Linked DNA regions of Homo sapiens: region 2 is linked to region 1. Evidence: read pairs that join two places in POLR2A ChIA-PET (ENCODE). Cell type or tissue: CD4-positive, alpha-beta T cell. All regions are shown on one strand. Each heading gives the region's core, and the rest is flanking DNA. Links, peaks and the distances in the headings are about the cores only.

Region 1 (16,210 bases), core at 9,198-14,197:
AGCAATTTCTCCCACCTCAGCCTCCCAAGTAGCTGAGACTAAAGGCACACCATCATGCCCAGCTAATTTTTGTATTTTTTGTAGAAATGGGGTTTTGACATATTGACCAGGTTTGTCTCGAACTCCTGGGCTCAAGCGATCCGCTTGCCTCGGCCTCCCAAAGTGCTGGGATTACAGGCGTGAGCCACCACACTCAGCCAAAAGCATTTTTTTCCTTCTTTTTTTTTAGGGCTTTCTGGCAAAAACTGAAAAGCCTGCTAGACAAATTCTAAAAGAGCTGTTAACACTGCCAAAAGCATTTCTAATTTAACCATGAAATTGTACCCGGCTCTAAGTCCTCACTACAAACTCCACATATCTTTATATGAACATGAGGATAAGATTACACCAAGATTTAACTTCTCAAGATAAAAGATTAACTAAAGAACAATTCCGATACCTTGTACTAAGTACTAGGAACACAACAACCATAAGTGACTATATGATACACTTATGCTCATGAACACCCTCAAAAATCTTTTGTTTCATCACTCAATAACAAAATAACTTTTGCTGAAATCATTAAAATTAGCTCAGTAAAAAAACAAATGCACAAAGAAGTACAAGGATATTTATTTTATAGCATTATTAGTAGTAACAAAAGATTGGAAAGCATCTAAACATACAGCAACAAGAAAGGGCTAAACACATTATAACACATTTAGAAAATGAAACGATTTAATCATTCAGAATGATTAAGTAGAGGCAGTTCCATGTTAATCACATGGAACAATTTCCAAGAATTTTCAGATCAGGACAATGGGCATAGGGTGTTATCATCTGTAGAAGAGAAAAAAGCAAAAATGAAATATATGTGTAGACTATCTCTGGATAGTTACAGAATGAACTAGTTCACAACAGCTGCCTTTAGGAAAAATAATTGGAGGTCAGTATTATAGGGGTAGGAAGAAAACATTTTTTTTGAGACAGAGTTTTGCTCTTGTCACCCAGGCTGGAGTACAATGGCGCGATTTGGCTACTGCAACCTCCACTTCCTGGGTTCATATGATTCTCCTGCCTCAGCCTCCCAAGTAGCTGGGATTATAGGCACCTGCCACCATACCTGGCTAATTTTTGTATTTTTTAGTAGAGATGGAGTTTCACCATGTTGGCCAGGCCAGTCTCGAACTCCTGACCTCAGGTGATCCTTCCGGCTCGGCCTCCCAAAGTGCTGGGATTACACGCATGAGCCACCGCACCCGGGCAAAAAAATACTTTTAAAACCTCTTGTAGTACATTTAAATTTTTTTCCATAGGCATGGTGCATCTATTTTTATTTTTAAAGTTACATTTTCTTTTTTTAAGTTACAATTTCAAGTGAATAAATGAACAGTGAAAAAAATGTCCAATTGTCCAACTGTATGTATGTATGTATGTATATATATATATATATACATACATACAGATACAGATGCAAACCCACATAAAAAAGAGTCTAGAAGGAAATATACCAAAATACTAACAGTGGTTGTCTTTGGATAGTGGAATATAGGTGATTTATTTTCTTTTATCTTTCTCTATAGTCTCCAAATATCTCAATGAACATGTATTAGCTTTGAAATATAAGAAGTTACACGTTTTTAAAACAAATACACATTTCTATCACAATTTTTTCAGATATTAAATAAAGTACATGCTGTGAGAATATGCATATTTTTATTAGAACTCTGAAACGGTTTCATGCTGGGATTCCATATGTTTTCTCCAGACTCACCCTGAAGTTATTTGAAGGATCCTTGAGACTCTTTTGGATTGCTGCTTGGAGAACATTCCTGTAACTTGTCCCTGCTCCTTGAACTATAAAAGCAGAAGGGAGGTACTGAGTTAAAACTTACAAATTATTATCAAATAAATCTTCAATAGTGGTTCAGTCCAAGGTCAATCACCATCTTTCAAAATACCCTAAACTTTCTAGCCACCTTACTGAATTCAAAATTTCAGATGACTCTTCGACCAAACATCATGAAGAATGGAGTATAGGGCGCCCTGGCCCGCCCCGCCGCTGCCGCAGCCCCCGCCCCCAGCCCACCCAGCCCACCCGGCGCCTGGCTGCAGCGTGGCAGCGGCGCGCCTCCGCGTCGCAGCAGCTGCAGCGTTTATGTCGGGTCGCGGGGTCTCGCGGCAGCATGAGGGACTACCTATCAGCAGCAGCACCGGCTACGTGGTCGAGGACGGGTTCACTGCGCTGAAGGGGTGGGTTGCCCCTCCACACCTGTGGGTTTTTCTCGTTAGGTGGAACGAGAGACTTGGAAAAGAAAGACACAGACGCAAAGTATAGAGAAAGAAAAAAGGGGGCCCAGGGGACCGGCGTTCAGCATACGGAGGATCCCGCCGGCCTCTTAGTTCCCTTAGTATTTATTGATCATTTTTAGGTGTTTCTCGGAGAGGGGGGTGTGGCAGGGTCATAGAATAATAGTGGAGAGAAGGTCAGCAGATAAACACGTGAACAAAGGTCTCTGCATCAAGAACAAGGTAAAGAATTAAGTGCTGTGCTTCAGATATGCATACACATAAACATCTCAATGACTTAAAGAGCAGTAGTGCTGCCCGCATGTCCCACCTCCAGCCCTAAGGCGGTTTTCCCCTATCTCAGCAGATGGAACATACAATCAGGTTTTACACCGAGACATTCCATTGCCCAGGGACTGGCAGGAGACAGATGCCTTCCTCTTCTCTCAACTGCAAACAGGCGTTCCTTCCTCTTTTACTAATCCTCCTCAGCACAGACCCTTTATGGGTGTCGGGCTGGGGGACGGTCAGGTCTTTCCCTTCCCATGAGGCCATATTTCAGACTATCACATGGGGAGAAACCTTGGACAATACCTGGCTTTCCTAGGCAGAGGTCCCTGCGGCCTTCCGCAGTGTTTGTGTCCCTGGGTACTTGAGATTAGGGAGTGGTGATGACTCTTAACGAGCACGCTGCCTTCAAGCATCTGTTTAACAAAGCACATCTTGCACAGCCCTTAATCCACTTAACCCTGAGTTGACATAGCACATGTTTCAGGGAGCACAGGGTTGGGGGTAAGGTTACAGATTAACAGCATCTCGAGGCAGAAGAATTTTTCTTAGTACAGAACAAAATGGAGTCTCCTATGTCTACTTCTTTCTACACAGACACAGTAACAATCTGATCTCTCTTTCTTTTCCCCACACCGTGCAGCAGCTCTTCGCCAGTGACCAGGGACTCACCTACAACGACTTCTTGATTCTCCCAGGATTCATAGACTTCATAGCTGATGAGGTGGACCTGACCTCAGCCCTGACCCAATGGTCACTCTGAAGACGCCGCTGATCTCCTCCCCCATGGACACTGTGACAGAGGCCGACCTGGCCATCGTGATGGCTCTGATGGGAGGTACTGGTTTCATTCACCACAACTGCACCCCAGAGTTCCAGGCCAGTGAGGTGCAGAAGGTCAAGAAGTTTGAACCGGGCTTTATCACACACCCCGTGGTGCTGAGCCCCTTGCACACTGTGGGTGATGTGTTGGAGGCCAAGATGCGTCATGGCTTCTCTGGCATCCCCATCACTGAGACGGGTACCATGGGCAGCAAGCTGGTGGGCATCGTCACCTCCCGAGACATCGACTTTCTTGCTGAGAAGGACCACACCACCCTCCTCAGTGAGGTGATGATGCCAAGGATCAAGCTAGTGGTGGCTCCAGCAGTGTGAGGTTGAAAGAGGCAAATGAGATCCTGCAGCTTAGTAAGAAAGGAAGCTGCCTATCGTCAATGATCGCGATGAGCTGGTGGCCATTATCACCTGCACCGCGCTGAAGAACCGAGACTACCCTGTGGCCTCCAAGGATTCCCATGAGCAGCTGCTGGGCGGGGCAGCTGTGGGTACCCATGAGGATGACAAATACCACCTGGACCTGCTCACCCAGGTAGGCGTCAATGTCATAGGCTTGGACTCGTCCCAAGGGAACTCGGTGTATCAGATCGCCATGGTGCATTACATCAAACAAAAGTAACCCCACCTCCAGGTGATTGGGGGGAACGTGGTGACAGCAGCCCAGGCCAACAACCTGATTGACGCTGGTGTGGATGGGCTGGGCAGGGGCATGGACTGCGCGGCTCCATCTACATCAACCAGGAAGTGATAGCCTGCAGTCAGCCCCAGGGCACTGCTGTGTACAAGGTGGCCAAGCATACCCAGAACTTTGGTGTGCCCATCATAGCCGATGGTGGCATCCAGACCATGGGGCATGTGGTCAAGGCCCTGGCCCTAGGAGCCTCCACAGTGATGATGGGCTCCCTGCTGGCCGCCACCATGGAGGCCCCCGGCGAGTGCTTCTTCTCAGACGGAATGCAGCTCAAGAAGTACCAGGGCATGGGCTCACTGGATGCCATGGAGAAGAGCAGCAGCAGCCAGAAACAATACTTCAACGACGGGGATAAGGCGAAGATCACGCAGGATGTCTTGGGCTCCATCCAGGACAAAGGGTCCATTCAGAAGTTCGTGCCCTACCTCATAGTGGGCATCCAGCATGGCTGCCAGGATATCGGGGCCCACAGCCTGTCTGTCCTTCGGTCCATGATGTACTCAGGGGAGCTCAAGTTTGAGAAGCAGACCATGTCAGCCCAGATCGACGGTGGCATCCATGGCCTGCACTCTTACGAGAAGTGGCTGTACTGAGGACAGCGGTGCAGGGCGAGATGGTGGAGGGAGTGCACCCCAGTGTCCACCTTCAGGCACAGCCTCCCTCCATAACTGAGTGGTCCACAGATTTGCACTATGGGTTCCCCAGCTCCTTTCCAGGGAGAGAGGAGGGGAGGCTCTGAGGGGTCTGCAGCCCCCCTTGCTGGGCATCCCCTGCAGAGTCAGGACTGCTCCCTGGGCCAGGCTGCCCTGGGAGCCCCCCTGAACCCAGGCAGCTGGGCTCTCAGGCCCTGTGCCTGCCTCAGGTCTTTCTTGCTGCAGCCTGCTCCAGCCCAGCCCCCACCTCAGGGGCAGACGGCCCCTCCTGGCTTCTCCTATAGGGCACCTCCCTGTCCCCAGCCCCCCAGGAAATGGTGCTCTCCTGACCCTGCCTCTGGCCCTTCCCAGGCCGCTGCCCCCTCAGGCATGTGGCACTTCTGAGCTCCAGACCTAGGCCAAGGGGAGGTCTCTGCCCCCTTCCCCAGCTCTGGGCTACCCTTAGGTCCTGCTCCTTAGGCCACTCCCCAGTCCCTGGCCCTGGGGAGGAGGCTGCCCTGGTCATGGCTGCCTGCCTGTCATTCCTGACTCACCACCGTCCCCATTCCTGCCCTCTCCTCAGCTGCAGTTGAAGGCTTTAACTTTACACACTTTGGGATCACTGTTGCGTCCCTGTGTGTTAAATAATCGGAATAAATCAAGCAGGTCTCAAAAAACAAGAATGGAGTATAAATGCTCTTCTGTTTTTGATCTTTGATCAGTCATTTAGAGTATGTTGGGGTAAAAGAGTGCTCTATAGATCAATGAGTCTCAGCCATGCCCTTTAGGCTGTGATGCTATGGTGGCAGTGAACTTGCTAACAAAGCCCAAGCTGAGGCTGAGTCTAAAAGACAATGAGGAATGCAAGTAAAGCAGAAGGCCAATGTGAATCTGGTCCCTTTTATCAAGGAAGAAATCGAATGTGCTCTTTTCCATAAGGAGGTTTTGTGAAACTTGGGACACATGCAAGGAAGGTATGAGACCCAAGTGACATCACCCGAAGTTGGACAGTGGTTGTGAGGCCAAATACCAGAGCAAGGCAGTAGGGTTCAGCATACATGCAAAACCCCTGAATGTCCATAGCTCTGCCAGCCTGTGCAGATCCCAGATTCTTTCTTGAAGACTGAAATGTTAAGAACTGCTTGGCAGCATTTTGCAGAGATCATGAATATACAGGGCAATGGAGTTGGCAGATCTGGGATATGAAGAATATAAAGGGACGCGATTTCTAGCCACAAGCTAAAGGAGGCTTTGGTCATCCAGGTTCCATTCCATCCACCTATCCAACAAATGAATATTTATCAGTCATGATGCCCACCCCCATGCACAGAGTACTTCCCCTAGACCACTGAGAGGCCAAAATTCTTACCAGACTGCTTGTACTTCTGGATTTTTGTCTTCAGGTCTATTCTGTGGATGTTCTTTAGGCATTTTTCTAATAAATCCAGTTGATCTGGGGCAACCAGATTTAGTTTCTCCAACTCAACCACAAGGTCCAAGAAACTCTAAGAGAACCACCAACAAAAAACAAATGTCAATAGAGCTAGCTAGGCCAGGTGCAGAAGTTCATACCTGTAATCCCAGCACTTTGGGAGGCTGAGGCAGGAAGACTGCTTGAGCCCAAGAGTTTGAGACCAGCCTGAGCAAAATAGTGAGACCCCCATCTCTACAAAAAATAAAAAAAATAAGCTGAGTGTGTTGGCACACACCTGTGGTCCCAGCTACTCAGGAGGCAGAGGTGGAGGATCACTTGAACTCAGAGGTCAAGGCAGTGAGCAGTGATTGCACCACGGCACTCCAGCCTGGGCAGCAGAGCGAGACCCTGTCTCAAAAAAAAAAAATAGAGCTGACTAATAAGCCCCAAATGCAAACCTCAGTCCATGTGATTTATAGCAGTAAGAAAATGTGACAAGATGAGCCCTTTCAGTGACCTTCAGTGATCTTAAACCAGACATCTCTGTCATGAGCAACTTAGACTCCTGATTTTTACTCAGAACAGAGGTGGTGGTAAGTCTTTTGGTCATCAATCTGCTCCTTGGTTGCAGAGAGACACGTGTGCCATGTTGTGTCATTGAGAAGGACCGTGAAAGAGCAGGGCTGAAAAGACAATCCTCCTAAGTTTATTATTTTCCAAAAGGCCAGGCTGGTGTCATAGTGAAAAACTCTAAGGGCTTCTCTGAAAAAGGAGAAGAAAGGTAGCTGGGGAAAGACTTTATGAGAAAAATCACATGTTATAGTTTTAAAGTTTCCAAAATATTTGAATCAATATTGGGCCTTCCAACTCATTCTGACGTTCTGACTCAGGGGATTATAAAAAAGTGAAATTACAACAAGGTTTGAGTATTCTGCTATTCGTTTACCTTGGGCCACAGTGATTATGAACGAACGATATTTCAGAAACAGGCATTGCTTTGGGATCTATTTCCTTTGCATTTAACATTTAGTTACTGAAGTGCTATCTTTATTTTTGAAAATAATAATCATAATTTAGATATATATAAATGGCTGGGAGAGACAATTACTAGGAGAAACCAAAAAGGGAGTTCTAGTTTCATTTTCCTTCCCATTTTGCATTTGATGGGACTTAAGAAACAAAACTATAATCATTAGGAACATGAGGAAATTCTCAAGCAATGACTTATCTGAATCGTTACAGGCAGGCACTGGCCTGCCTATTTTGAGGACCTATTGTCATATTTTAGAAACAATAGGTTCTCAAACATTTCCTGGCCTATCCTTAGGTCAACAGTACCATGTAGGGCCAACTAGAATGTTATTTTATTTTATATTTTTTTATTTTATTTTATTTTATTTTATTTTATTTTATTTTATTTTAATTTTTGAGATGGAGTCTGGCTCTATAGCCCAGGCTGGAGTGCAATAGCACAATCTTGGCTTACTGCAACCTCTGCCTCCTGGGTTCTAGCAATTCTCCTGCCTCAGCCTCCCAAGTAGCTGGGATTACAGGCGCCCACCACTACGCCCAGCTAATTTTTGTACTTTTAGTAGAGATGGGGTTTTGCCATGTTGGCCAGGCTGGTCTTGAACTCCTGACCTCAAGTGATCTGCCCGGCTCAGCCTCCCAAAGTGCTGGGATTACAAGCATGAGCCACTGTGCCCATGAGCCATTGTGCTAGGCCAACTGGAGTTAAAAAAAATTTTTTTTTTTGAGACAGAGTCTTGCTCCGTCGCCCAGGCTGGAGTGCAATGGTGCAATCTCGACTCACTGCAACCTCCGCCTCCTGGGTTCAAGTGATTCTCCTGCCTTCACCTCCTGTAGCTGGGATTATAGGTGCCTACCACCACGCCCGGCTAATTTTTTGTATTTTTAGTAGAGACGGAGTTTCACCAGGTTGGCCAGGTTGGTCTCAAACTCTTGACCTCAGGTGATCTGCCCACCTCAGTCTCCCAAAGTGCTAGGATTACAGGCGTGAGCCACCGTGCCTGGCCATGGATTTTAAATATTTTTCTAGCAATCATGACATCCCCGAGATCTTCACCACTACCTGGTCTTCTTTTCTTCATTTTTTTTTTTTTTTTTTTTTTTTGAGATGGAGTCTTGCTGTCACCCAGGCTGGAGTGCAGTGGCGCCATCTCAGCTCACCGCAAGCTCTGCCTCCCAGCTTCACACCATTCTCTTGCCTCAGCCTCCCGAGTAACTGGGACTACAGGCGCCCGCCACCACACCCGGCTACTTTTTTTGTATTTTTAGTAGAGATAGGGTTTCACCGTGTTAGCCAGGTTGGTCTCGATCTCCTGACCTCGTGATCCACCCACCTTGGCCCCCCAAAGTGCTGGGATTACAGGCATGAGCCACTGCGCCCGGCCTCCTGGTTTTCAACTCTAAATCTCTACTTTTACCATTTCCCAGATACACCAGTCACAAGAACCTCCCCCCACCCCACTCCTACATGCAGCCTAGACCCCACAATGACCTTGAGTCAGCTGAGGAGAAATAGATGGCAGTAGGAGAGTGATACTATAGTGGACTAGCACCTCCTTCCTGTTTTCCCCCAGCACAAGCAGATGGGATGTCTTCCCCACAACCCCATCAAACCAGGGAGGGAAACACATATGAGCCAGACCTATGAATTTTACAGAAACAAGGATAAAATCCAAGGATGAAAGAAACATCCAAGACCACACCAGAAGATGTTATAATCCTATTTCTTCAATTCATAAACCAATTCTCTTCCCATTCATGTTGTTTAAAAGCCACCTGAGATGTCTGACTCCCACTATAGTGGCGGCAGACTGCCTGCTTCCCTCTCTCTGTATCAACAAGAGTAGCTCCCACTTCTGATAGGCTCCTGGGGCCATGAACCAAAAGAAGAAAACTCACCTTCTCCTTGCTTATCTTGCCTCGGCCCATGTAATCCTTCATGAGGAAAATTAATGAGGACACATCAGATTTATCCAAATCCTCACCAATCTCTGCCATCAGCACTCTGCAAACCAGACAAGTTCATTTAGTTAATTCAGACATCAGTCCTAAGACAACTCCAAGTGCCCACGCCTCCCCTATGCAACAATGGATTAAAAGACTAGTTCTTGCCCCTGTGTAAATATGTCCCTCCCTCATAAAACAGCAAGCCTAGATCACCCCAGGAAGAGATCTTAAGGGACCTCAGAAAAGGGAACTTGTCCTTGCCCGTTTAATAGGAGATGGTACATCCTTTGCCAACTAACAGTTTCTGAAAACAACTCAGAGAATGGAAACTTCCTTAAAGAATCCCCTAGCTCCCCCAGAGGTTACAGTGAAATGACTTAAGAACCCAAATGACTAACATAAAAGACAGAAATAGAATTTGAAGTAGCCTTCTCTGTTTAACAAGCTCTCAGGTGATGTTGATTCAAGGACCATATTTTGAATTGCAAGATGCTAAAGGAAAGAAATACCTGAGATACCCTGGCCCACCTCTGAACTCAAAGGGTACAGGCATCTGGATCACAAGGATTCTGAACTTAGATGTCTTTGCCTAGAAAGCCTCTCCTGACTCACTGGTGGCTGGAGCTAACACTATATATATATATATATATATATATTTTTCCCCCCCTAGGAAATAGACTTTGAGAACCAACAACCACACTTTTCTGGGGCTCCTAAGGACACCCTGTGGTTAGTATTGTTACCATGACATTGTCATCAAGGCCATTTTCCCAGTTAGGCTCTCAGATTCTTGAGGATGGCAGACTTTTCATTTTGTCCTAGAGCTTACCAAAACACTTAGCACCAATACACAATGAAGCCCACTCACCAGATGAATAAATAAATCTAGCACTCCTCTTCAACTGCCCCCGCAACCCTTCCCAGAGGGCCTGAAGAATCTCCACTCATCATAGCAAGGAAATGGGAAATGGAGAGATTGCCCTATTCACTGAAACTCAGTTGGTGCCTCCCGGAAAGTCTGAAGATTACTGACATTAAAACTGATGGCTGAATAGGTGGAAGATTAAAAAAATAATAATAATAACAATGATAATAATCCCTTCTATCTGTAGAGTGCTTCACAGTTTAAAAAGTACTTCACATAGTAAATTATTACAACTGATGCTCACAACAACCTTGTAAAGTCAGGTATTATTATTTTTCGCTTTACAAGTAGGAAAACAGAGGCCCAACAAGGTTAGTGATTGGCCCAGCCTGCCTGGCCCATAATTGGTAGATCTGAGGCTTGAAACAGGTCTTCCAGCTACAATGAGCTATGATCATGCCACTGCACTCCAGCCTGGATGACAGAGCAAGACCCTGTCTCAAAAACAAACAAACAAACAAAAAAACAAAAACCAAAAAAACAGGCTTTCCAAGTTCAAATCTCATATACTTTCCAAAGCCCACACTGCTTTCAGCTCTCTTTAGTATAGTTCTTGATAATAATTATCATCTCCAAATACACATTATCAACATAATAAAAGGCTGGTGGTCGAGAGAAAAAACACCGGCTGGGCATGGTGGCTCACACCTATAATCCCAGCACTTTAAGAGGCCAAGGAGGGCAGATCACTTGAGGCTAAGAGTTCAAGACCAGCCTGGCCAACATGGCAAAACCCTGTTTCTAGTAAAAATACAATAATTAGCCAGACATAGTGGTGCGTGCCTGTAATCCCAGCTACTCAGGAGGCTAAGGCAGGAGAATCACTTGAACCCAGAAGCAGAGGTTACAGTGAGCCAAGATCGCACCACTGCACTCCAGCCTGGGCTGCAGAGCGAGACTTTGTCTCAAAAAAAAAAAGAAAACACCAACTTAAGGTTACAAGTTATCTTCCTTTCCCCAGGAAGTCAGTCTCTCAGTAGCTTCCATGCCCCTCTGAACCTCTAAAGACATTAACATGTGAACAGGAGGAAGGAGCAACCCAAAGCTTGTGGGAACTAAAGCAGACTCCAGTGGCCATTTCCTCTTTGGACTGAAGGGACTTAAATGTGGTTAACTGAAGAGATTTTCAATGTGGGCTCTCCAATGTCTCCAAGCGCAGGAAGTGCAGGAAGGGAGCCCACCCTGATAAACTTCCTCAGCAGGGTAGGGCCAACAGGGATTCAGAAGGGATGATGGAGTCTCTACAAAGGTAGGAAGATTACTGTCAGACTTGTTATTTCCTTTCTTTGTACCACAAATTATCAAGGACTGACTTCACAGAAAATGAACTAGTAAACACTGCTGCAGATCTCACACTGTCAGAGGCTGGCAAGAATGACTAGCTCTTAGTCATTCCTATCTTTCTTCACGTCTTGTCATTCTATCCTTCAGGCAAACACATACCAGCTGCCCTTCTACCTGCATATGATCCCAATTCCTTTGAGAAAGCATGTTTCAGCTGGAGGCAATGGCTCATGCCTGTTATCCCAGCATTTTGGGAAGCCAAGGCAGGTGGATCACTTGAGGTCAGGAGTTCAAGACCAGCCTGGCCAACATGGTGAAACCCCGTCTCCACTAAAAATACAAAAAAAAATTAGCCAGGCATGGTGGCGCACGCCTGTAGTCCCAAGTACTTGGGAGGCTGAGGCAGGAGAATCGCTTGAACCCAGAAGGCGGAGGTTGCAGTGAGCCAAGATCACGCCACTGCACTCCAGCCTGGGCAACAGGGTGAGACTCTGTCTCAAAAAAAAAAAAAAAAAAAAAAAAAAGAAAGAAAGAAAAAGAAAGCAAGAAAACAAGTTTCAAGAATTTAAAGGGCTCACAGGAATGAAGTGACATCATCTGGCAGTTGGATAAGTGGGCAGAGACAGTAAAGTGGCTGCACTTCTTATTATCCTCGTTTCTGCCATTCAGTAGAGTCTGAGACACTTCACTCCCTCCCACCCACCCAGCCTCAGGAAGAGTTGATGAATTACCTATAGTCCGAAACAAGGTGAGGGTTCCTGAGCAGGTGGGTCTCCACAGCTTTTCTGTCCATCTTCAAGATACGTTTGAGCAGGTCAAATCGCCTCACTCTGTAGAGCAGTTCAGCCAAGTCCCCGACAGACAGCTTACCTCTTTCCCGTAAAATATCCAGAAGGTCCCTGACATTAGGTGGAACCACATCTATAGCAACATCCCGGCACAAAAAGAGCAGCATCTCCTTCTCATCTGTATCAAGTGCTTCTTCAACCTGATGGATGACTTCAGCAGACATCCTACTCTTAGACTAGGGAAGCTCACAAGGGTCTTGCAGTACAGCTCCGGGCCAGTCAACAGAAAGCCAGCAGGCAGTCAACTTCATTTCTGAGGGCTGACTTCATTTCTTTCAGAATCCTTTCCAGTGGGGGAGTTCTGTGGTTAAAAGGGAATTTTTCTGAAAATCTTATCAAGCTAACTTATGCCTAAGATTGAAAGTATGGGCTCTTTCCTTCTGGGTGGTCTCCCTGACTTAAGTAGATTAAGTTCTATAGAAAGGGATCTATAGAAGTCTAAAGAAAGGGATCCTTGGTAGACAGAACCAAAAACAGACTAATCCAAAAAGACAGAGAAGAAAACCTACATTGTAAAGGAAATGAAACAACAGATGAACTCATCTGCAAGGAAACCCCACATTCTTTTTCAGAATTCATCAGAATGTAAAGCATGTTCAGGGAAAATTACAACTAAGGGTTTAATGGCCTCAGTAGGAGGAATAGGGAAGAAGTACGTAGTAGAAGGAAGTGGGAAAAGCCCAACGACAGACAGCCTGACTAAATCAGGGAAACTTATGTCACAGAGTTAAACCTCCACCTCAATGACTCCACCCACGTGGCCTTGAACAAACAATGGAGAAAAGAAGTTTCTGTCCCTGTGCCACTCCTTTTTTCTAGTTGCTCTCCTACTTCAAAAGCCCCTCACTCACACCTGAGGGCAGAAACCTCTGCTGCCATCCTCCTAGACCCCAAGCCCTTTTCACAACATCATGAATGCTCACAGAACCTGCCACCAAGTTGTCAGGTTTGGATCACGTCTTCAGACCCTGAGCCCCATGGAGGTGCCAGAGGCCCTGACTCTCAATGCACTGCTACATGGCAGCAATTGCCATTAGTGCTTCTGATGTTCTCAGTGGAACATCTGGAAGTTACAGAGGATCTGGGGAAAGATCTCACTCCTGGGAGGGGGCTGGGTAGGAGGGGTAAGGAGCTCATGCAATGGGTGTGTTCTTAATTTCTTCCATTGAAACTCATCCTATTTTCTTTCAAAATTTAAGTTGCTAACCTATCTACTCTAAGTTTCACAGCTAAAACTTATGTTAAATCACCTCTTGTGTTCTTTATCTGTTCCTACAAGACAATATTTCAGGTTAAAATCAAATTTATTAACAAAAAATAAGTGGAAACACAACCCAACTCTAAATTGCCAATGGTTGCTTTGTATTTGTGTTCAAGTATATTTATATATTTATCTAGCTGTATTTAGTGAAAGAAGCACTGAATCCATTTATTTATATACATACAGTATCAGTCCACAAAAGATTTGAGCTATCTTAAAATAAAAACACATAAATAGAAAAATTTTATATGAAAACAAGAGGAAAAATTAGGTTAGAAATTTGAAATGGGCTTGCCCATTCATCCCAACTTCACTTAAATATGATTATTTGTAAATAACTGGAGAAATTAAATTTGCTAAGTTAAATTTACTAAAATTAAATGTGCTCAATGAAAGTGGAAAAATTGGCACTCAGACTATTTTACTTTTTTTTATCAGAAAGATAAATACAAATTTTATGTGTTCTGGACAGCCCAAATCTATACTCCACTCGCAGGCCAACAGTGCTTTAATCTCATCATCAGCTTCCATGAAAAGGAGGCCAAGTTCTTTTCTACTGTATTAATGAATAGTCACAATTTTGTCAACAGTTGTTATTATAAATTAAAGTATAAAATATATGCAGTAGAAGGAATTATAAAAACACAAAAATAAAATCATTAAACACAAGACTAAGAAATGAGATATTATACAAATTCACTGACATATTTGAAAAAGAACCAAACAGAACTACTAGAAATGAAATGCTTAATTCTCTATTTTTTTACAGTCATCTAACTTTTGTAATTCATAAGTATCAACAATATAACAATGCCACCAAGAGTTAACAAAATGAGATAATCATTTTAAAAAACATTATCTGCTCAGTTTGTTTCTTCCAACCATCACACCCATGACTGCTTTCTGCCAGTCACGCACACTCAGCAAGAGCACTGGCATACTGTCTTCCCTCTGTGCTAACGGGGGTAGAGTTTGGCAGCAAAATCTAGATTACTCAGTGGTAGCATCTGGCACATTGAAAGAAAATATCAAAAGGAAACTACAGATCCCGTGTGGAGCCAGCCCACTCAGATGCAACAAAATAGCAGCGTGTGTGTATGCTGGAGGCAGTTCACTGTGGCTAGAGGTGGTGAGTACTTGAGAAAGGAGAGCATACTAGGGAGAGGTAGGGCTGGGGTCCGAATAATCACCACTTTGTTGGGGTTTAAGCCCAAGCCAAGAAATTAACATAAAAATTACTCTTAGACTAGGGAAGCTCATAAGGTCTTCAGTTTTTTGTAGGGAAAGGGTCCCACTGTGTTTCTCAGGCTGGTCTCAAACTCCTGGGCTCAAGTGATTCTCCTACCTCAGCCTTCCGAAATGCTGAGATTACAGGTGTAAGCCACCACACCCAGATGAATGAGTTCTTTAGAGCCCAGTAAAAGACTTGTGCCCATCAGTTACCAACTCCACCCTGCCTGAGCTGCTGGACTCAGTGTCCCATTCGCCTCTTCTGAAGAGTCACTTGCTTTCACCTTACTCAGATGAAGGGGCAAAGGAATATCCAAGTCCAATTATTTTTCTTCCCTGCTTTCAAATACCCAATCCTCCTGACTGATCAAGATACCATTAGCTTCATTTCTCCCCCCAAGTGTTTTCAGCAGTTTACTTTTCCCTAGCCAGACAAAATTGGCACCTGTGTGTGTTTTCTAGAATTTTAAAGGAATTCCCCTTAACTCCCCTCACAGGCATATTCTAATTTAATGACTATATCTCCCCTTCTTTTCCACACCCACACCCTGGTACAAACTGTCCCTGACCTTCACAAGAGCAACTAAAACTTGAGACCAATTTCTGTTTCATTTCTCTTGCAGAAGTCAAGAGACTATCGCCAATTATTATTCAAAACATCAACAAAGCTTAGGCAAGTCAGAGTTATCTTTCACACACTAGCTAACAGGAGCATCCGGTTCTGGAAACAGAAATATTCCAGGCATTTTTTGTAGAAATTACACTTAATACTGGAACTAACAAAACTGCTGAGAGGACTGGAGGAAGGAGCTCTGGGGTGGGATTCTAACAAAGACTCCTGGGGCTGCTGCAACAACCTTGCCTCAGCCAGGGAAGTGAGGATCAGGAGGCTGCCACTAGAACTGAGCTCAAAGACCCTCTGACAGTGGAGACCCAGTGATCATGTAATGCCCAACCTTGTTTTTACTAACGCTGTTTTTAGACTCTCCCTTTCCTTTAATCACTTAGCCTTGTTTTCACCTGAATTGACTCTCCCTTAGCTAAGAGAGCCAGACAGACTCCATCTTGGCTGTTTCACTGGCAGCCCTTCCGCAAGGACTTAACTTGTGCAAGCTGACTCCCAGCACATCCAAGAATGCAATTAACTGATAAGATACTGTGGCCAGCAATATCCGCAGTTCTCAGGAATTCGTCAGATTGATAACGCCCAAAGCCCCGCGTCTATCACCTTGTAATAGTCTTAAAGCCCCTGCACCTGGAACTGTTTACTTTCCTGTAACCATTTATCCTTTTAACTTTTTTGCCTACTTTACTTCTGTAAAATTGTTTTAACTAGACCCCCCCCTCCCCTTTCTAAACCAAAGTATAAAAGAAAATCTAGCCCCTTCTTCGAGGCTGAGAGAACTTTGAGCGTTAGCTGTCTCTTGGCCGCCGGCTAAATAAACGGACTCTTAATTCATCTCAAAGTGTGGCGTTTTCTCTAACTCGCTCAGGTACAACAATCAGACAGCGCATGCTACAAACTCTGGCCAGCATTTTCAATTATCTGGCCTTTT
Region 2 (16,210 bases), core at 7,302-12,301, 350 kb after region 1:
CTGAGTGATCAGAGAACTTAAATAAAGCATCAAAGGTAGAGCTGGGGCTGGGTCCTGTGCCTCATGCCTGTAATCCCTGCACTTTGGGAGGCTGAGGTGGGCAGATCGCTTGAGCTCAGGAGTTTGACACCAGCCTGGGCAACATGGTGAAACCTTGTCTCTACAAAAAATACAAAAACTAGCTGGGTATGGTGGTGTGCACCTGTAGTCCCAGCTACTCGGGAGGCCGAGGTGGGAGGATCACTTTAACCTGGGAGGCGGTGGTTGCAGTGAGCCGAGATTGTGCCACTGCACTCCAGCCTGGGTGACAGAGCAAGACTCCATCTCAAAAAAAAAGTAGAGCTGGAATTGAAACCCAGATTCACTCTACTCAGGGCCTGTCTCAAGCACTAAGCTAAAATAGTTCATTGTAACTCTTCTCCTTGGCAGGATGAGATGGCTCTCTTTTCTCCTGTTTTATATTCTGCATCTCTTATTTCCTCCCTTAAACTGAGGAATGCCTCCAGCTTTTGCCTCTTCCCTTTTAGGTGTTCTCCCTATCTCTCCCTTTCCTCTGCTCCTACAAACCTAAGGAGGAAGAGATCACATAGGAGAGTTTTTAGATACAAAAATATACATTCAATAACAGTATCAGAGACTCTCCCTTCAGGAGTAAGAATGGCTACTCTGTGAAATGTCACCAAGCATTGCAGGGAAATGATTCAGTTCCTGCATCCTGGGACAAACATATTCAATGTGGAATCAGTTTCACAGCCAATAAAACCTCTTCCAAGACAGCATGAGAGGCTAGAAGAATGTGGTTAAGAATGAGTACATGCCTGTCTGAGTGTGCGTGTGCATGTGTGTCTGTGTGCGTACATGCGTGTCTGTGTGAGTACATGCATGCATGTATGTGTATGTGTCTCATGGGAACAGGTCAATAGGTTGAGCATTCTGAGGAAGACACCATGGGAGACTCTACTCTCAGTCTGTCCTGAGCCGTGCAGTCTGCTCTGTGTTCCATCTCAAGGAATCCAGGTGACCGAAGCATGTCCGTGCTGGTCTAAGGCCCTACCAATTATCTGTAGCTGAGATTATAGCTGAACAGGCTGGAGATTTCATGTTTTCACATGTTGTGGTAAATGAGCCCCAAGAAATAGAATACAGTCTTGTAGGGCTGGTAGATGTCTCCCCCAGCTCAGAGAAATCCAGGGCTGTGTATAGAGTATGGGGTTGAGCAGGCTTCATCTTGAACGGCTAGTGTTTGGGAGTGAACTGCCCGAGAGGAGTGGGTAAACCAGGCGTCTGGCAGCATGCAAAATGTTCACGTGCCTCTCCTCCTTCAGCAGGGAGGAAGGGCTCCAGATACTGAACTAAACAGGTGGCGCTTTTAATGCTGCCAGTTCTCACTGAGTCTGGGCATCTAGAAATGCAAAAGAAGCAGGGAGGGAAAATGAGACGTGGGGATGTGAGAGACGCAGTGCTGTAAAGGAGGGGAGTCCGTGGATGGAGACTGTATTAGGGTTTGCGGCGTAGGAAGAAGGTGAAGGCCGTTAGAAACTAGCCATTGGTCAGTCTCATAGAATAGCAGATTCTATGAAGGACAGGCATGGCCATTTGGAACTGAGGACTGATCTAAGAATGAAGGACTTTTCCCACTAGGGTACGATAAGATCATGCGTCAGCCTAACGCAGGACATGAGCCATTTGTTATGATTGCAAAGATTTCTTATGAGTCAGCGTGTTCCAGGCTGCCCCTTCAGAAGTGGGGTAAGCTGAAACCTGCTTATAAACCTGTTTCCAAGCTGAGGTGTCTGATTTTAACTTCCAGGAGATGGAAACTGAAGCTGTTAATTGGCTCTACATGGCCTCCCACTATGGCAGCCCACATAGACCACATTTGGTGATTACTCAATAAATAACGTTTTGCTGTTGGTGATATTAAGATAACATGTAAAAAATGTCTGCCTATTCCACATTCTCCAAGGCAGTATTTTTCTAATTTTTGAGGGTATGGAACCCTTCATGTCTCTGAATCCTAAATATATATTTTTTTTAAATGAAATCACTGTTTCTAAGGAGAAGTCCTCATATGAAAGTGTTAAATATGTATATCTTTAAAGGAAGTTTACTTTTTTCCCCTTGTGGAATTTAAGATGACTGTACAAAACACATTTTCCAGGAAATACATATTTTTCTTTCTCCCATCACCGAAAAGGAAATTACATAGAGATGATGTTTCTGGCCACGCCTAGTTGAGCCGGACTGACCTGCTGGGCTCAGAGTAGAAACCAGCAACACTGTCCTCACCAGAAATTAACCACCTGAGAAACAGCCATGCAAAAATGGCAGCCAGCATTAGGCTGTGATTAAGGTTAAACAAACCCAAACATGTTAAAAAAAAAAAAAAAACCTTTTGACATAGTAAATGCTCATTCATACAGTATGATTTTTTTGGTAACAAACATGCCTTAGGCTTCTTACCAATGCCTGCCTTTTTTGAAGCTAATTTACCCATGAAAATGAAGCTGCTAGTTAGAAGAGTTGTTGTTTATTCTGGCCTCAGCAGGTCAACTTGATTTAATGTGGAAACACTTTTCAAGCCTTTTGGGAGAGGCATATTTTGAAGAAGGTCATTAACAGTTTATGGGTTTTTGGTGATGACCTTAACACTAATATTTACAGAGTGACTCATATTTACACAGTATTTTTACATGCATTATTTTATTTAATTCCGAGGGAAAAGTACTGAGTGTTTTACCATCATTTCTATTTAAGAAATAGATCTAGTCGGGCTGTTATTTACCTTATGGCTATAAGGAGGTTATTAAAAGAGGAGGTCTTGAACTTTTCAATACTCATGCTCTAGTATACAGACACTCTGACTCCCTGACCTTCTTATTCATTAGAACAAATTGTGTTTTGACAAGGGCATTCAAAGGCCCAATGCAAAGACTGTTAATATATATGTTTCTTATTCTTTCTCTCTTTCTATATACACATTTGCATAGTACAGCATTGTGTACCAGTGTGAATCATTATATATTTCAATTAAAAACCATGTTGTAATTTGATCAAATGTATTAAAAATGTAAATTCTGGCTGGCACGGTGGTTCATGCCTGTAATCTCAGCACTTTGGGAAGCTGAGGCAGGTGGATCACGAAGTCAAGAGTTTGAGACATAACCAACATGGTGAAACCCTGTCTCTACTGAAAATACAAAGATTAGCCGGGCGTGGTGGCGTGCACCTGTAATCCCAGCTACTCAGGAGGCTGACGCAGGAGAATCGCTTGAATCCTGGAGGCGGAGGCTGCAGTGAGCCAAAACTGCACCACTGCACTCCAGCCTGGGAAACAGAGACTCTGTCTCAAAAAAAAAAAGAGTAAATTCTGATATGGGGTCAGATTTGTTCTAAGATGCTTTAGAAATTGGTCTGTGTGAGCAGCCAGGCTATAAGAACTTCAGGAGGCCTGCTGTGGCTTCTAAGGGGATGAATTAATTATAGTCACTAAAGATCTAAAGAAGTAGACCTGAAGTGTGATAAAGCATATGATAAAGACTAGGAAAGTTGCTGATTGGAAGAAGGACTATCCAGGTTTCACTCGCTGATGTGAAAATAAATGGTGTGGCCACAAATTCTATTTTATCTCTCAGCCATGGAGAACAACAATTGTAAGATTTTTCTACCAGAGAGGCAAATCAGACACTTTTCTACCAGAGGGGCAAATCAGACACAAAAGGGCCACTTTTGAGGGCTGCTTAGTCCCAAGTGGCTTTGATTCTTCTGAAGCTGCAGGGCCTTTGCATGAGCTGTTCTTGGCCTGGACTGTATCATTGCCAGCTTTATACTTGGTCCCTTGCTTCATTCAGGCTTTGGCTCAAATGTGAACACTCTCAGAGGGAACTTCCCCAAGAAACTATAATCAAATAATCTCTCCATCACATTCTAGCTCCCTTCTCTTCAATTTTCCTTCACAGTATTCAATACTGCTTGCAATTATATTGTGCGTTTGTTTACTTGCTTACTGTCTGGCTTCCCCCACAGAATGTAAGCTCTATGCCGGCAGAGATTGCCTTGCTCACCACTATTTTTTTAGTTCCCCAGCAGTGCCTGGCACATGGAAGGTACTCAATAAATATGTTAGATAAATGAACAATTGCATGACGAGTAACCAAAGTGGGATCCCATCTATGACCCCTCTGACTTCAAGAAAAGAGCGAGACTAAGTCAGAAAGGTTTTATTCTGTGGGATGTAGTAGTATACCCCAGGGTCAGCCAAGCACTTATAATTCACAGTCACTGTCTTCCTTCCCTGCTAGACTATAAATGCCTTGAGAGCAGGGACCTTATATTCCTGGGACCTCAAACTATGCAGAAAGGAAGGGATCAAATGAATTTGTTGAATTTGATTAAAGCTGAGTAGGAGTTAACAAGTTGAACAGAAGAAGATGGTTCCAAGGAGAAGGAAGAGCATGGCAGAGGCCCTAAAGCAGGAGTGAGCGTCTCTGTCCTTAACATGAGGAATGACAGAAGAAGACAAGTGTGGCTGGGTGGGGTCATGGGTGGCTGGAGAGGTGGGTGGGGTTGGCCATGCTGGACTCTGAAGGTTTGTAGGCTCAAGAAGGCAAGTTAAGAAGTTTTCTGTCTCCTATGAGCAAAGGGAAGCTTTTTGCCAATGTGTGTGCTGGTGTGGCATGGTCTGCTTTGCCACACCACAAGCTTCTGGCTGCAGGGGGTGTAGAGAGATCAGCCAGGAGGCAGCTTTGATCCAGGGTGGAGAGATGGTAGGTAGCTTCAGGGTCACCAGAAACTAAACTCCACCAAGGTAGGGGGTCTCTGTTTCATTCACTACTGTAGCCCCAGAATTGTTCTGTAGAACAATGCCTGGCACACATTAGATGCTCAACATCTGTTTGTGGGATGAATGAATAATATAGTGGTTAAGGATGGAGAAAATGGACTGGGTCAAGAAATTGTTGGGGGTGAAAATGAACAGGACATGGTGAAGGACTAGCTACTGAGTATGAGGGAGAGAAATGCCAGGATGGCTCCTGGGTTTCTTGTTTATGTTTCTGTATAGATAGATGAGTATTGCCATTTCCTGCAACAGGTAATAGTAGAAGAATCTAAATTTTGTGTGTTTCTTGGCCTCTGTTAAACTAAGACCCAGGACTTCCTCCTCTCTGCACTCCTTGGGAGGTCCCAATCAAGGCTGGCTTCTAACCAGCCCCTTCTCTCTGTTGGTGAACAGTTGAGGAGACAGGGTCTGGAGGCTCGAACAAACTAACTGAAGTCTTCTCATGTATTTGGAGAGGGCTTTCTTTTCATTGTTTCAAATACATGTGAGGTCAGTGCAATGGTTAGGAATATTGTAGGTAATTATCAGTATGAAGGATAAATGATTATGGCCAGTCACGGTGGCTCATGCCTGTAATCCCAGCACTGTGGAAGGCTGAGGTGGGCGAATCATGAGGACAGGAGTTCCAGGCCAGCCTGGCCAACATGGTGAAACCCCATCTCTACTAAAAATACCAAAATTAGCTGGGCATGGTGGTACACCCCTGTAATCCTAGCTACTTAGGAGGCTGAGGCAGGAGAATCACTTGAACCTGGGAGGTAGAGGGTGCAGTGAGCTGAGATTGCAACACTGCACTCCAGCCTGGGCAACAGAGCAAGACCCTGTCTCCAAAAGAAAAAAAAAAAGCATAAATGATCATTCTCCATATGGGGGCTTATTATTGAAAAGTTAAACATTCTGTCCTGCCCTCACCCCTCAAATTTATTCCAGTAGCTATAGACAAAGATTAAGAGTTGTAGGATAAATGAGTTTGGCCAGGTATTCTCTTTTTGTGTTTAAGCAACTATTTTTTGAGTGATGCTTCATGGGATACTTTTCCCATGAAATTCCCAATCCAGATTTTTCTGTGACTGAGGCTCAGCAGAGTCATTCCCAATTATACTGTTCAAATCTTTTCAAGACTTACGTCAGGGATATCCTGATTTTATTAAATGAGTTTACAAATAAGATATATTGTACATATAAACATATAAATTAAAGGATGGTTAAAAATGTACACACACACACACACACATGCACGCTCACACTCCAAAACATGGTTATAGTTAGTTCTGGTTGGTGGGATTATGGCTGATTTTAACTTCACCTTATTCTTTTCAGCATTTTCTAATTTTTCAGTAACGGACATATGTTACTTTTACAAAGACGAAATGCAATGTATGTTATTAAAAGGAGGTCTAAAATAGCAAACATAGGTTATAACATGAAGTGATATTTATAAACCATTTATCTACGAGTATTTTAGAAAATGCTAGGTTATTCTAACATTGAGCATTTGATTGATGGGCACAAATTAGTAGATGATTTATATCTGCAAAGATATGTTAGTCTTATCAAGGAACCATCAGACTTGAGAGAAAATATGGTTTCATCATATGGACCAGGTAGCTAAGAAGCTAAGTCCCAAATGGTAAATGAAATCAAAGTGTTTCACTTCTTACCATTGTATGTGACAGAGCTACTTTGCCAGACAACTGGACTATTCAAAACAGCCTGAAATCTTAGACATGAAGGAATTCATTTTCTAGGAGCCAGACCATTGGAAGACTGAAAACATTAACCTCAGGCAAGAAAGGAAGATTAGAAGTATATTTTTGTTTTTTGTGTTTTTTAGTTTTCTTAATCTGCCCCATTCCAGAAGAGGGTATTTATTATTGCAAAATGTGAATAAGAACATTTTTTAAAGGTCAGAAGTGCTTATGCTTTTGGGGTATGAGATGACACCATTCTACAGTGATCACGTCACCAGCAGAGTCAGGAACGGACAGATGACTGACCTCTAGGCCAAGATCCGCACAGAGGAGTTCCTGGAGTGGGTGGAGGGTGCTGGTTTCCCGGCCCTGCCCATCTGAGGAGGGCATCTGTCCAGAGGCAGGTGATTGTAATCATTGCTGTAGACAATGGAATCAGATGAGGGTCAGATCCATAGACTGGGAGAAGACTTGGAGGGAAATTACAGGGTGACTGGTATTATTGGAGTATAAGAAATATTGTTGAGTTAGATTTGAAGATGGAAATAGGAATAGGTTATGTAGGGGAAGGAAATTAATAATTATGACACTTCCTTTTAAGCAATATTTCTATAAGATCTTTTCACTCTATGGTTGGTTATTTTGAAGAGGTCAGTTAAGTATTTGGGCTTCTTTTAATATAGATTTGAAAATAGAAATTGCCTTTTAAGAAGTGGAGAATCAACTCTTTTCTCTCTGAGAGACCATATATTATAGTGAAGCCAGGCAGCCTGGGTTTGAATCTTGGCCCCCAAATGCTAGGTGTGTGATCTTGGGAAAGTTATTGCACCTATTTCCTCAATAGTAAAATGAAGAAAATACCAGCAGTTACCTGATAGAGTTGCTGTAATGACTAATACGTGTAAAATGTTTAGTTTGGTGCTCAGTCACGTAATGCTACCTGGTATTACTTAAATTAGGATGCTTAGGAAATTGGCAAAGGCGAGGCTCGATGACCTCTGGGAAGTTGCTTATCTGTAACCTTCAGCAGGTGGGATTTGCCATGTGTGTATCCCCATGGATAACTCCCTAGGCCTCCCTCTCCCGGGCTTGGAGGCATTGGTATGAAACAGAATGAAGGAGAAAGGCAGTAGCTTGCAATGGGATCACCCTACTTCTAAATGACAGGCAGTCTGTGTATACTCTCTGTATAGGGAACACAGAAAGTGACATTATCAAATATGGCTATATGACACATGGATTTCTGTATGTGTGTGTTTGTTTTTGTTGAAGGGCAGGATGGAGTTGGTAGGATAGAGGGAGGGAATACTTAACCACTGTTTGGAGAAATCAGTCAGTTCCTTTCCATTTAGCTATTAGTTTTTGCAGCATTTTTAATATATATACTTTTTATTTTTATTTTTTATTTTTTTGAGACGGAGTCTCACTCTTCGCCAGGCTGGAGTGCAGTGGCGTGATCTTGGCTCACTGCAATCTCTGCCTCCTGGGTTCAAGCGATTCTCCTGCCTCAGCCTCCTGAGTAGCTGGGACTACAGGTGCGTGCCACCATGCCTGGCTAATATTTTGTATTTTTAGTAGAGACGGGGTTTCACCGAGTTAGCCAGGTGGTCTCGATCTCCCGACCTCGTGATCCGCCCACCTTGGCCTCCCAAAGTACTGGGATTACTTGTGTGAGCCACCGTGCCTGGCTGCAGCATGATATTAATAAATTATCATACTTCAGGGTTGCTAAGATGATCAAATTAACACTTGGGAAATACTTTTTTAAAAGTTAAAATTACTACATGTATACAAGGTGTATTTGTGTGATTTGCTTTTTTCATTTCATAATTTGATTAGCTAGACACAGCTTAGGTTATACATTTACCCAAGAGGTCTAAGAAGCAGGAAATAGACAAATCACCTTTTAGGAAAATAAACAATTTCCTACCATTTCTGTGAATCGATCTGCACAGGCCATTCGAACCCATTCTGGCGTTGCTGGGCTCTTCACCGTGAAGTCCTCAGCTATGTCTCTTTCTCTTCGCACTGCGGCCACAGCGTCAGCAATGGCAAAGAACACAGATGACCCCAGGAACATCCCAGACTCCCCGAGGCCCTGTAAGAAGGCACATTGGTGTAAGAAACTTCCATACTACACTACAAGTTTCTAGAGGGTAGGGGCCAGGTCTCGTTCACCATTGTGTCCCCAACCCCTGCACAGTGTTTTGTACACAAAATCTTCTCAATAAATGTTTGTTGGCTGACTTACTGACTGAATCAGAAGCTTGAGTAGTCTTAAAAATCCCAGCATAGGCTGGGCTTGGTGGCTCACGCCTGTAATCCTAGCACTTTGGGAGGCCGAGGCGGATGGATCATGAGGTCAAGAGATCAAGACCATCCTGCCCAACATGGTGAAACCCCGTCTCTACTAAAAATACAAAAATTAGCTGGGCGTGGTGGTGCGCGTCTGTAGTCCTAGCTATTTGGGAGACTGAGGCAGAAGAATTGCTTGAACCCGGGAGTTGGAGGTTGCAGTGAGCCAAGATAATGCCATTGCACTCCAGTTGGGTGACAGAGCAAGATTACATCTCAAAAAAAAAAAAAGCAAAGACAAAGAAAAAAAGTCCCAGCATAATCTGAATTTCCCAGATCTTGAATCCCGTCTGGGTTAAATTTTGTTCCCTAGGAAAGGTATGTATGTGTGTATGTGTGTGTGTATGAGTGTCTTTGCGTGGTAATGGGAAAGTACCCTATTTAGTAAAACACATTCAATGGATTGAACTAGCCAGTTTTATCAGCAGAGAGAAAAATGCCTTTTTTAACTTCAGGGTCAGGATAGGCAGGGTACTCTAGAAGAAAGAGTACAGACTTTGATACCAGATGAAAGGTTGTAAACCCATCATCTGCAAGGAACAGGCAGGTATTGTCAATGAGTGATGCAGGCAGATGAAGGACAATAAGGAGCAGTGGAAAGTAAGGTGAGGAAGAGCACCCCCATGTCCTGTCTATAAGGGCAGCTGTTCTTTGGTTGTAGTTAGTTGTTGCCTTTCCAAGAATGCAGCCAAAATTACCAGATCATCCATTTTCTCAAGAGAATTTAGATATCTGTATTTTAAAGTAAAATTCCCTGACTTGTAAAAACACTGTGTAGGCCAAAGAAAAGTACATCTTCAGGCTAGATTTAGCCAGTAGACCACCAATTTGTGACCCTTAAGTTAGTGAGACTGAGTCTGAATCCTGGCCCTTACTCCCCATGTTTCTCTGGGTAAGTGAGATAATCTCCTCTGTTCCTTTGTCAGTGAAGTGTGGGCAGTGATGCCAACTTTATTGGGTGTTGCAAGGATCAGGAAACGCAAAAGCACCTAGCACAGCTCCCGGTGCCTGGTAGCTCTCTGTTGTTTCTACATAGTACCCTCCATGTGGGACCTGCAAACCCATGATTTTCCTGAGTGTCTGCTTGTGAGTGGCTGTCTGCAACTACAAGGACTCAAGAGTCCTTTCTGCCCTGTGTTACTCTTGGTGGCTTAAAAGCTGCTCTCTGTGGGCTCTTAGCTCCCTTTTGCCTTTTCCCCTTAGAGTGATTTCCAGTTCGATGAGAATCCAAAGGCCCCATTGATTGTCCTTCCTTTCAGGTTTGCCCTGACCTCATCACTATAGGTCTAGAGGAAGTTCCTGGTGTTCCTGGGCTGACAGTGGGATCCAGTTTGGACATGATGAAATTTCTACAGATGGAGTTGGATACTTTTTTTTTTTTTTTGGAGGATGGGTACTAGCAAGAAGTCTCCCAAAAGATCTTATTTATTGATTACCCAGGCTGGTCTTGAATTCCTGGGCTCAAGCAATCCCCTGCTTCAGCCTCCTGAGTAGCTGGAGCTATAGATGTGCACCACCATGGCCAGGAAATATTTTAATATCTTAAGAGGAGTCAAGAAACTTTAACAATACATCTCAACCCTAGATGAAGTTCTTACTCTGAGGGTGGTTTTCACGTAATCTGCATAGAGCAAGGCAAACAAATAATGATCTTTATTTTAATTTGCAGTTTCATTACTTTAGCAATTATTAAGGGTTGATGTCTTTGCTTTCTGATGCTAGTAACATTTTGTGCCAGATAATTCTTTGTAATGGGGTCGGGGGCTGCCTTGTACAAAATCACTTCCCCCACTTCCCCCACTCCCAGTTGAGAACCACTGTTCTAGATGCATTTCTGGGTATGGTGAGGACCCTGAGCCCCTCAGAGGTGAGTGATTTGCCTAAGACCATGGGGAGGGGATAGGGCTGTGGCAGGAACGCAGGTCTTCTGCGACCTCAGTCCAGGGTTCTGTCCATGCTGCCACTGCTAGGATTTCAGTCGCATTGCGCCTCCAATCCTGTTTAATATTATAGTCTTCAGGGTCTTAAGTAAAAGTGTTATTCTATTAAGAAGTCAAAGCTTTTTGGCGAGTTTTAGAGTTTTCAGTGAAAGAGGAAATTATTAAAATTCTTGGCTCACGATTGCCATGGGTGAGTCATCTCCAAATTCTAGCAGTCTATAATGATTTGTTCCTGATAACAGTTAACATTGATTTACTATTTTGTCCACCTGCTTTCATCTGTCCTGTGCTACCCGATCCATGACACCGTGCAGTGGTAGGTTTGGATGCTTACCTTAGACGAATAGATGGTTAGTGGGGTTTGTGATGATGGCAGCAAGGAGACATTGAACTCCTCTGGGACATCAGTGATGGTTGGAATTTTGTACTCATCTGGGCTCCGAGAGTACAGGACACCTTCTGGGGAATATTTCAGTTCTTCAGTGGTATAAAGCCCCATTCCCTGAATAAACAAACCTTCAATCTGGAGGGGGACAATTTCAAGCTTTGTGACATTGTGTCATTTTTAGAAGGCCTTTACCTACCCTGAAATGACTCCCAGGAAGGGGCATCTGCCCAGATGGGCCAGCACCTACCTGCCCAATATCAATGGCTGGATTTAGGCTGCAACATGCATCCATGATGATGTCCGTTCTGATTTTCTGCCCAAAATAAAAATTACCTCACCATAAAAATTTGAATTAAAAGTATCATTTTCAGGTATACTCAAATGATCTCCAGTTTTTCCAGAACTCCTGCTGGCTAATTAACACTGCATTGAACCCTGTCAACATTAGAGCTGTTAAGATGCCTGCTGAACTCTTCAAATTTAGTGCCAGGACTGTCCATGACCCTGGAAGATCTTGTACATTCATGGTTTTGACTCCTCTTAAGTGACTCCAAAGTCCATGACATGCTAGTGTGTCTGAGTGAGTCACTTGGTAAATAATTGTTGTGCCTGGTTGTTCATCTGATTCTCAACCTGAATTTGTTGTTGGAATATAATTTATGAGCTCATGTAGTCCTCATGATAATCTGTGGCAGGTGGTACTATTGCCATTTTACTGTGAAAATCCTAGAGCCATACTGGCATGTATGAGTTTGTGGATTTGCAAGATCTTGGAAGGTATTCATGGCAAATGTTGAGACCACCTTTGATTTGCTAATCTACTTCCTTCTCTGAGAAGCATCACATGAATCTGGCCCTTGTTTTGGCACTGGGCATGGGCCTGCAGGTTATTAAGGAGCCACTAAAAGCCCCTAAGTGCCTGTGGCCTATCTCCGGAGTGTCTCAGGGCTTCCCTTCTGCCCCCCATTTCCCAGTGCTTGCTCTGACAAGATCATCATTCTCTGTTTGGGCTCAATACCTGGGCTCCTACTTTCTATCTAGCCTTTTGGACTTGGCAATTCTCTTTTGACTCAAACCTTGGCCTCTTGGACAACCTACTCTGGGCATTGGGACCAGCCTTCATCTATCCTCAACCTGGATAGGGAGGGAGATTGGACACACCTCAGAGTGGGCCTTCAGTTTACTTCTACCTTGAAACCTGGTGTGTTTTGCACTATAAGTGCTGGACAGTGGAAAGAGATGGCTGTGCACTAACACTGAGTTGATGGATGATTTAGTTCACCAACCACAAATGGCCAGCTGCAACAGGCCTGTCACTGAATTTCTCTGATTTCTCTTTAGTTAAAAGAAGTTTTGCCTCTTTAAGAAATAAACTATTTTAAGGGATCAAAGTGATACTGAAATTATTGAACCTTAAACTGTAAATGTAAACTGAAAGGCACAGAAAAGACCACATTTTGACTTTTCTAGCATCATAAATTCTGGAAGATCCTCATAAGTTTCATATCTTTAGGGATTTATTCCAAGGCCCTTGGGTAAAATTGCATCCTTTATAATGCAAGTTGTTAATTTTGGGTTAAGTATGATTCCCTGTCTCCAATGTGTGGTTTCTTGGCTGTTCAATTAAATAGAAAATGTAACAATTATTTTAATACCTCTCTTCCCCCAAAATCTGTTCCAGTAATACTTTTTGGATAATTGACTTTGGAGAAACAGCACATTGCTATGTGCTTTCAAAATGTTTGCTCAAGACTATTTACTAAGTTAGTTATTCCTTCAGATTAGAAAATGTGTTTTTTCTTTATAAATAGAAGCTTTTTTGGGGGAGAAATCTTGGAAAGTGATTTTGTTGTCTAAATGAAATAAGAAATTTAATACATTTTAGACTGTCATCAGCAATTCATTTTTGACTACTATATTGTCTTTTTAAGTGGAAATTCAGGATAAGGCTAGATCTCTGGACCCTCCCATGGAATTGAAAGAATCTTGTTCTTGTTATAAGAGAATTACATAATGGAATTGGGCTATTTACTATACAACACACTTTTGTTGTTTTGATTTGCCAAGAGGAAAGTTAGACTTGACTTACCTTGTGAGCACCTGTCAGGCAGTCAATTTCAACCTCAGAACAGGCAGCTCTGCAGACATAGTAAGGAAATGGGTCCCCCACCCCCTTCTCCCAGTCCATGAAGGCCTTGTAGCCCCTGACGGAAGAAATAAAGCCTTTTAGCTTGAGCTGGGGAGATAGAATGTTGATTTATTTTAAAAGTTACCAAGGTTTTATGGTAGTGTTTCGTTTTCTTTTTTTGCCAGGGAGGGCACAAATACAGTCTCCCATTATCATAAATTATGCAGTTGAGTTTCCTACATTTGGGGAAATCACAGGGGTCAGCATTTCTGGAGTAAAATAGGTAAGATAAGCCTCACTCTAGGAAAACCACCTTCAGAATCACAGTATCTCCCCTGCCAGGTAAGTACAGCATTTCATTTGATTTATGTTCATTTCAATTGCCTTTTAAACTCATTTAAAGAGGACATTCCTTGTGCCACAGTTAGGATGTCAAAAAGAGGGAGAAGCCAATAGATTGTTTGGGACCGGACCTCACAGTGTGCCTGTATCTTGACCACAAAGGATTTGAGCTTTAGCCTGCCTGCCCACTGAGAACCTCAGTTGAATTTTATCAGTAGTCCCCCTGGGACCACTCTTCCCAAAGGGACCCCATGGATAGTGCTAACCAAACTCACAGGGAGCTGATGGTAATTCAGGGTTGGTAAAAAAGGACTGGTAATTCAATGCATTAATTTATAATAGAAGATATATTCAGATAGAGGGCTGGTTTGCTCTCTTCTTAGGTAACTGAACTTAGGAATTTAGAACTCATTAGGTACAAGGCTCTAGGCTGGGCTGTTACCTCCTTATTTCCTCATTCTTCATGAGGATTTGCTTTACTGTTCTCTGTGTGTGTGTGTGTGTGTGTATCTATTGTTTGGTGGTTTGTTTCATTAGACTGTAAAACTAATGTCACATGCTTTTTGAATTTGACAATGACTGGTGATTATCATCCACCCATTCTCCCTTGTCTAGTACGGAGCTTCAAAATAGACAGGTTTTATGGTAAAAGGAGGGAGATTTGTAAAATTGAGATGCAAGTCATTTCTAATGATAATATATTTTTACTATTCATGATAAAGAATAGTAAATAATGATTAGATATTGTAAGTAATGATTAAATAAATAGTAAATAATGATTATAAGGATTAGCTGTTGTAAGTCAAGCATCTAATTTTTTTCCCCAATAAGGGTGTTTTATTGTTTAATTTTTTTTTTGGACATAACTGAAAGGCCTATGTGAAATCATAGAATTTTGGGCCTAGAAGGGACCTCAGCAATCATACAATAAAAATGTATTTTACAAATGAGGGACCTGCGGCCCAGAGTTGAGGCAGCATAGATAGTCAAGAAAGTGACCACGTTCTCTGGACGCAGCACCAGCACTGTGGTGACGGCACAATCAACACGAAAGCTTCAGCATTTCCATTGTAATCGCACTCATTCAAACAAAGTTATCTTCAGTAGGGAATTTCCCCTGTAGAGGGCATGCACACTTTGATTTTACCTGTCCTCAGGTAAAATCAAATTATTTTAATAGTAAAAAACACACCTCTGGGTGGAGATTTAAGATACTAATGAGACATGTGATGTATGAACACGCATGTACAGCTGCACATGTGCACCCAGAAGACCATCCAGAACGTGCTTACTAGTAACACCTCTTCCCACCAATATGAATAATCATGTAAGATCCCCATAAAGGGAGCGTCCGCAATACCAGTTTTTGCTGTCTCATCCTTACGGACAGCCTGCCCTGAATTCTCTCTCAGGGTGTACTGTCTACTCTGCACCTCATTTTCAAAATATTCTTTTTTTTTTTTTGCAATAAATTACTCTATGCTGCACATCTTTTGCTGTGTGTCTCTTTTTGTTGTTGTTGTTGTTTTGCTTTGCTGTGTCTCTTGTTTAAATTCTTTTAAACTAAGACGACAAGAACCAAAGTATTACAACAGCCATCAACAGTGATTGAGTTACCTCTTATTTTCTTAGCTACGTCAAGATATTATTGTGATGTTTACCTGAAGTATCCAGTGGCTGAGAGACTGATTCTTTGTTCAAATGCAGCTTCTATCTGCAGAATGGGCATATTTAGTTAAAGCGAAACAAATATACCATCTGCTAGGTGAAAACAGAAATGTCCAATCTAAAATTGACATCTCATAATTGTTGCTGGTGCTTTGCTACCAATAATAGAACTCGTCATCATATTATTTTTCCTTAATTGGCACACTAACAATTTCCTTCTGATTGAGTTTAGAAGTCTGGATTGAACAAACATAAAATAGAATCCTGCTGCACATCCATGAGATAGGGACTCAGTGCACAAGGTATTTGGACTTCATTTCTAAATGTTAGAACTTTACAGTAAGCGTGTGTGTAAATGTGAAATAATTGCTCCAATGAAAAAAGTCACAGGATATTGTAAAGTTGGATTAACTTAGTCATCTCCTTTGAGCCATATTCAAGAGCAAATAGGCCTTTTAGTTTTCCTCCTAACCTACCCAAAACATCGTGCTTGCATGTGTGTGTGTGTATGTGTGTGTGTGTGGCTTAGGAAGGCTCATTCTTTTCCTCTTATTTCTTACTTGAGCAGAGTGTATTCTTCATACACTTCTATTTCTCCTTCTAGTGATTGCTGTTTCCTGTGTGCTTTCTCCATACACACCTGGTATACATCCTGGAGTAGCCTTCTCAACCTTTAGAGATCCTGCCTATTTGCAGAAATCCATTCAACTGGGGAAGAAACAGGGGGCATGCTCCATCACTGTGACACTTAGAGGAACTGTCTCTGTGTGTGATGGCTGTGCATGCTGTGGTGCTGTCTGAGTACTGGTTTACATTGTTTTCTCATTTCAAAGGGAGTGGAACACTTACCCAGTCTTC

The links. Peaks named below come from ENCODE experiments on the same cell type or tissue, not always from the same donor. Only the 100,000 strongest peaks of a DNase experiment are listed, where the experiment ranks them.
Region 2: POLR2A ChIA-PET joins it to region 1 with 5 read pairs; 3 of 35 experiments call an interaction of 5 or more read pairs at or near these places.

What each region holds. Positions count from the first base shown.
Region 1 is chr2:201,125,983-201,142,192 of GRCh38, reverse strand. It overlaps CFLAR (CASP8 and FADD like apoptosis regulator), which reads right to left. Exons shown (of 10, transcript NM_003879.7): 2 at 12,047-12,464; 3 at 9,059-9,164; 4 at 6,086-6,221; 5 at 1,754-1,836. The coding sequence starts at 12,327. CFLAR-AS1 (CFLAR antisense RNA 1) reads left to right here. Exons shown (of 7, transcript NR_040030.1): 7 at 1,748-1,904. It also overlaps the pseudogene IMPDH1P10 and the pseudogene RNU7-45P. Among named protein-coding and RNA genes, the nearest start is that of CFLAR, 18 kb to the right of the region's middle. RefSeq lists enhancers at 1,689-2,645, 2,646-3,602, 3,603-4,559, 9,282-9,371. In CD4-positive, alpha-beta T cell, for the core only: no CTCF peak of the experiment used is centred there; DNase peaks (open chromatin) are centred at 11,082, 11,372, 12,402, 12,852 and 1 weaker place; H3K4me3 peaks cover 2,603 bases; H3K27ac peaks cover 4,812 bases.
Region 2 is chr2:200,773,066-200,789,275 of GRCh38, reverse strand. It overlaps BZW1-AS1 (BZW1 antisense RNA 1), which reads left to right. Exons shown (of 4, transcript NR_110275.1): 4 at 8,487-8,781. It also overlaps the pseudogene AOX3P-AOX2P, the pseudogene AOX2P and the pseudogene RNU1-133P. Among named protein-coding and RNA genes, the nearest start is that of BZW1, 31 kb to the left of the region's middle. RefSeq lists an enhancer at 1,451-1,967. In CD4-positive, alpha-beta T cell, for the core only: no CTCF peak of the experiment used is centred there; no DNase peak of the experiment used is centred there.